Linked DNA regions of Homo sapiens: region 1 is linked to region 2. Evidence: chromatin contacts called from ENCODE Hi-C or POLR2A ChIA-PET data. All regions are on one chromosome and are shown on one strand. The core of a region is the stretch at or near the end of the contact, and the rest is flanking DNA. Distances in the headings are between cores, read along the strand shown. Region 1 overlaps APOO (apolipoprotein O). Region 2 overlaps APOO (apolipoprotein O).

Region 1 (2,700 bases), core at 27-2,526, 40 kb before region 2:
TCAAGTAAATCAGAGGTTCTCAGTGGGAGAGTTGCTCCCCAGGAGACATTTGGCAGTGTCTGGAGATGTTTTTGACTGTCGTGACTGGGAGGAGGTGCTACTGGCATCTAGTGGGTAGAGGCTAGGGATGCTGCCAAACTTCCTGCAGTGCACAGGACAGCCCCACAAAGAAGGACCCAACCCAAATGTCAGTAGTGCTGAGTTTGAGAAATCCTCGAGTAAATCATGTGTTCTCTGCAAACTAAGAATTATGGTCCTGGGGAGTGTTCATTTGTAGGTCTCCCAGGTCTCCTGGGGTGAGGTTTGCTTTTTCTTTGTTTTGTTTGCTTGTCTGTTGAGAGCCTGCTGGAAGCTGAAAAGGCCGCTGCAGGAGCCAGCTTTCTTTGGTGCTACCACCCTTGTGGCCACAGTTCTTGCTGTGGAATGGGTATCAGGGTAGGCTTAGGGAGGAAAACTAATAGGAGAAGAGGAAGAAGAAGAAAACAGTTTAGGCAGTAAAGGGAGGCAGGCCTAGAATAATATTAAAACTAGAAAAACAAGTAAGATAAGAGGGGAAGGTAAAGTAGAAATTAATAATTAAGAATCCAATAAAATGTTAAAGGAAATGAGTTGAGATTTAAAATCAAAGATAGGCTGAGTGTGTTGGCTCACACCTGTAATCCCAGCACTTTGGGAGGCCAAGGCGGGAGGATTGCTTGAGCTCAGGAGTTCGAGACCAGCTTGAGTAACATGATGAGACCCTGTCTCTGCTATATATATATAGTTATGTATAGATATAGTTATATATTTATATATATATATAATATATATATTTGCCGAGGCTGGAGTGCAGTGGCACGATCTCGGCTCACTGCAACCCCTGCCTCCCAGTTTCAAGCAATTCTCCTGCCTCAGCCTCCCGAGTAGCTGGGATTACAGGCGTCTGCCACCACGCCTGGCTAATTTTTGTGTTTTTTGTAGAGACTGGATTTCATCATGTTGGCCAGGCTGGTGTCGAACTCCCGACCTCAGGTGATCCACCCACCTCGGCCTCCCAAAGTGCTGGGATTACAGACGTGAGCCACCGCACCCGGCCTTACTGTGCTTTATGAGAAATAAATACACCCCTGAAGTGCTGAGGAAGTCCAGACCCAAAAAACATGTTCTTATGGACTTAAAATTTCAGGTCAACTTTTTCTTAATTTCCAAAAGACAACAGTTTCTAAGTTTGCCTACTTTAGCTTTTCAAGTAAAATAAAAGATACATAGATAGATGACTAGACCTCTAGCTGTCTGTCGGTCTCTGGAACATGTCCAAAACCAACTCATCATTTTTCCCTCAGACTTGCCCCTCTTTTTCTACTTCCTCTCTCAGGAATGCTGTGTCACCACCCAACTAGAAAAACCCATCGGAAACCCCAAGGTCACTTAAAATCTACTCTTTTCCTGATTTTCGAAAATCCAATACATTGTTGTTAACTCTAGTCATTATGTTGTACAACAGATCTCTTGAACTACTCCTCCTAACTGAAACTTTGTACTTTTGACCAATATCTCCCCAACTCCCCCCAGCCCTTGCCCTGGTAGCCACCATTGTGCTCTCTACTTCCATTAGTTCAACCTTTTTAGATTCCACAAAAATTAATTTGTGAGGTAGTGCATATGTTAATTAGCTCAATTTAGCCATTCCACAATGTACACATATTTCAAAACAGCATGTTGTACACAATAAATATACACGATTCTTGTCAGTTTAAAAATTAAAATAAATGAAAATAAAAATTAAACCAAGGTCATCGTCACTCTTCCTTTCCCTTTGGTCACTAAGTCCTGCTAATTTTGCCTATTAAACTATCTCAATTCTACTTTCTCCTCTTTCTCCTCTCCTGTGCAATCTTTCCTTGGGCCCTTATTTCTTTCCTTCATTGTTTTAGCAGCACCATAACTGGTCAGCTGGCCCTTTAATGACTTAAAGCGCCACACTGAGAAATAATCGTCTTTCTAAATGGCAAACTCGATTCTATATTCCATCCTTATTTGAGATCTTTTGGTATTTATTACCTAGGACTTTTATGTGAGCCACACGAGTCCCATTATGATCTGGCTACAACCAACTTCTCTGACTCATCTCTCTGTCACTCTGCTCCCTCCCACAAAACTCGAACTCCCTACACTTCTCCCATGCTGTTTCCCAGCTTCGTGGCTTCACACATGCTGATTCCTCTGTCTATAATGTCCTATACTTGTTTTGTCTTTCTGTAGAACTGCCTAAGAGCCGGGAGAATTCATGCTTTTGAAACAAGGGGAATTTCCCTTGTCCCTCTTACAGGGCATGTGATGGGAGTGTGGCCCACTTCTTAGGTGCCCCACTGCTCAAAACCCCTAGGGAAAGCAGGCAGATGGGCAGGTCGTGGGGAGTGTGGGCTCCAACCCCATGGCAGCGTCTAGGGGTGGATGTTTACAGCTTCTGCAGCCCCAGTGGGCGTGTGTTACGTGTGCTCTTTTAGTTTTGCTGTCAGTAGGCAGCTTGTGTTCATCAGCTCAGTTAGACCCTCTGCCTTATTGCAAGGACAGAGGGCTTTCTGTATCCTAGGGTTCTTGCCTGAGTATACCAGAAAAACCGGATCACACGTGGGCTTGGAGGATGAGTGCAAGGTTTTATTGAATGGTGGAAGTAGCACTCAGCAGATGGAAACGGAGCCAGAAGGGGTATGGAGTGGG
Region 2 (2,700 bases), core at 72-2,571:
GCCTCAGCCTCCCAAGTAGCTGGGATTACAGTCATTCACTACTATGCCTGGCTAATTTTTTTTTTTGTATTTTTAGTAGAGACGGGGTTTCGCCATGTTGGCCAGGCTGGTCTCGAACTCCTGGCCTCAGGTGATCCCCCTGCCTCGGCCTCCCAAAGTGCTGGGATTACAGGCGTGAGCCACCGCACCCAGCTTAGAGTTGTCTTATAATTAGCTAAACACAGCAGTATGTCTCAGTAAATATCATATTTTAGTTTTTCACTAGCTTTTTTTTAATGCAACAAATTACTATCACAGAATTGTACAATGACTGCTGAAGGCCAACACTAATTATTTAAAAGGCAGGAAATTAATAAAGAAGCATAAACCTGTTACCAATGTGAAAACTGAGCAGAACTTCTAAAGCTGAGCTGTTAATAGTTTTATTCAGGCCCTTGCTGGCTCAGCAGGAAAATGAAAGGGAAGCAGCAGCCACCACCCTGAGTAAACATGCCCTGCTTTTTCTTCCTCCATTAGAAGTTCCTCGGCTCTCTAAACATGGCAAAGTTTGGCTGAAAGTAAGTCATGTAGTTTTAAAATGTTCATCTTTGAAGTAAGCTAATCACAGAAGGACAATTACTGCATGATTCTACTTGTATGAGGTATTTAAAATAGTCAAACTCATAGAGGCAGAGAATAGAATGGCGATTGCCAGGGATTGGGGGAGGGAGAGATAGGGAGTTGGTAATCAACAAAGTTTTAGTCAAGCAAAGAGAATAAGTTCTACAGACCCCTTGCACAACACTGTGCCTATAGATAACAGTACCGTATTGTACACTTAAAAATCTGCCAAGAGGGCAGATGTCATGTTAAGTATTCTTACCACTGTATTTTTTTTAAATGACAGCTTGATGGGTTTTCCATAAAGTTATGAGTTTGTGCTTTGTAATTTTTTGCTGTCTAAAATTCTAAGAACTACAGGTATTAGGAAATGATTTTGAAATGATTTTTTCTTTCTTTTTAAAAACACCATTATTTACCAAAATGAAAAGTTAGAAATCCTGAATAATGTCATCTCCTCTTTAGAAAGGAATGCACTCTTGGTATCAGTGGGCAGGATACAGCGTTGTCCAGTGGACTAAGAGGAGCGGGAGCACCAGACTCCTACCCCACCTCTGCCTCTTACTAGCCCTGAAACCTTGGGAAGTTACTCCAGCTCTGTGGGAACTGGCATAGTACCTCCTGGAGCTGTTTTGAGGATTAAATAAGGTTATCTCATGTGAGGAACATATGAAATGGCTGGACTCTAGCCACATGATAGTCATCAACCACCACTCATGTGATACTGCACATTTTCGCTTCTGCCTGAGAAGATAATGTCCACTGATAGAAAATGGAACCATACCCTGTAGTCAGGAATCCTTATGTCATTGTTTTAGTTTTCCATTGCTGCCAAAATAAATGACTGCAAATTTACAGGTTGAAAGTAGTGCAAATGATTATCTTAGTTCTGTGGGTCAGAAGTCCAATTCTAAATCAAGGTGTCAGCAGGGTTGCGTTCCTTTCTAGAGGCCCTAGGGGGGAATTTCTTTCCTGCTCATTTAGATTGTTGACAGAACTCAGTTCCTCGAGGCTGTAGGACCAAGGTCTGTTTTGCTGGCTGAGGGCTGTTTCCAGCTTCCTTCCTCTATTGTCGAAGCCTGCAGCAAGTCGTTTGCAGATCCCCCTTCTGACCTCTTCTTCTGCCTCCCTCTTAGACTGCAGGCACTCTTATGCTTGAATCAAGCCCACCCAGATAATCCAAGATCATCTCCCTATTTTAAGGGCAACTGATTAGTAAACTTAATTCCAATGCAACCTTAATTTCCCTTTGCTGTGTGAGGTAACAGTCACAGGTTCCAGAAATAGAAGACATCTTTGAGGGGCCATTATTCTGCCTACCTCATCAAGTGAACTAGAATTGTGTTGGGGTCTTTAACAGGTCATTTATCCTTACCTTTTATTTTCTTCATCCAAAAAATAAAGTGGCCTGCCATATAGGATAGATAATGTTTATTGAGCACTTACTTGCTGTGAGCTTGGCCCTTGGCGCTAAACTCTTTGCTCAGGAAGAGTCTTTGAGGTGGGTTCTATTATTATCCCCATTTATAAGTGAGGAAACTGCATTTTGGAGAAGTTAAGTAATTGTTGAAAATAATTCAACTGGTGAGGGAGTCAGACATTTCAGTAGGCTGCTGTACCTCAAAGGTTTGGCTGGCTGGCAATCAGCCTTCACATGGCAGGCATACTAATTAGAAATCAGTGTCTTGATTTTCTTAAAAAGTTTTGGTTTTGCTAGCAGAAATTGTCATTTGTGCCCAGGCACGGTGGCTCATGCTTGTAATCCCAGCACTTTGTAGGCCGAGGCAGGCAAATCACCTGTGGTCGGGAGCTTGAGACCAGCCTGGCCAACATGGTGAAACCCTGTCTTCACTAAAAATACAATAATTAGCTGGGTGTAGTAGTGGGCGCCTGTAATCCCAGCTACTCAGGAGGCTGAGGCAGGAGAATCGTTTGAACCCAGGAGGCAGAGGTTACGTGAGCTGAGATTGCGCCACTGCACTCCAGCCTGGGTGACAGAGGGAAACTCCGTCTCAAAAAAAAAAAAAAAAAAAAAAAGAAATTGTCATTTGTGTTCATGGACGTGGTAAGAAAATAAAAACTGAAATCAGATATGTATGA

The links. Hi-C counts contacts between places; a loop is a spot of excess contacts on that map. ChIA-PET counts read pairs that join two places held with the same protein, here RNA polymerase II (POLR2A). Pooled maps may share reads with other maps.
Region 1: a loop to region 2 is called in a map of ascending aorta, with 2.1 times the contacts of the local background. The contact joins two enhancer-like sites. A Hi-C loop is called at or near these places in 3 of 168 maps with a recorded cell type or tissue (ascending aorta, endothelial cell of umbilical vein and heart right ventricle), 1 of 37 single-sample maps with no recorded cell type and 3 of 50 pooled maps. POLR2A ChIA-PET finds 5 or more read pairs at or near these places in 9 of 52 experiments (AG04449, H1, HEK293 and 6 more).

The regions. Positions count from the first base shown.
Region 1 is chrX:23,883,492-23,886,191 of GRCh38, reverse strand. The region is part of intron 1 of APOO (apolipoprotein O); the gene reads left to right. Among named protein-coding and RNA genes, the nearest start is that of APOO, 23 kb to the left of the region's middle. RefSeq lists an enhancer at 2,607-2,700. Within about 2 kb of position 1,276, at least 7 of the 41 ENCODE cell types and tissues checked have a DNase peak (open chromatin) inside an H3K27ac peak, as active enhancers do.
Region 2 is chrX:23,843,517-23,846,216 of GRCh38, reverse strand. The region is part of intron 7 of APOO (apolipoprotein O); the gene reads left to right. Among named protein-coding and RNA genes, the nearest start is that of SAT1, 62 kb to the right of the region's middle. Within about 2 kb of position 1,321, at least 7 of the 41 ENCODE cell types and tissues checked have a DNase peak (open chromatin) inside an H3K27ac peak, as active enhancers do.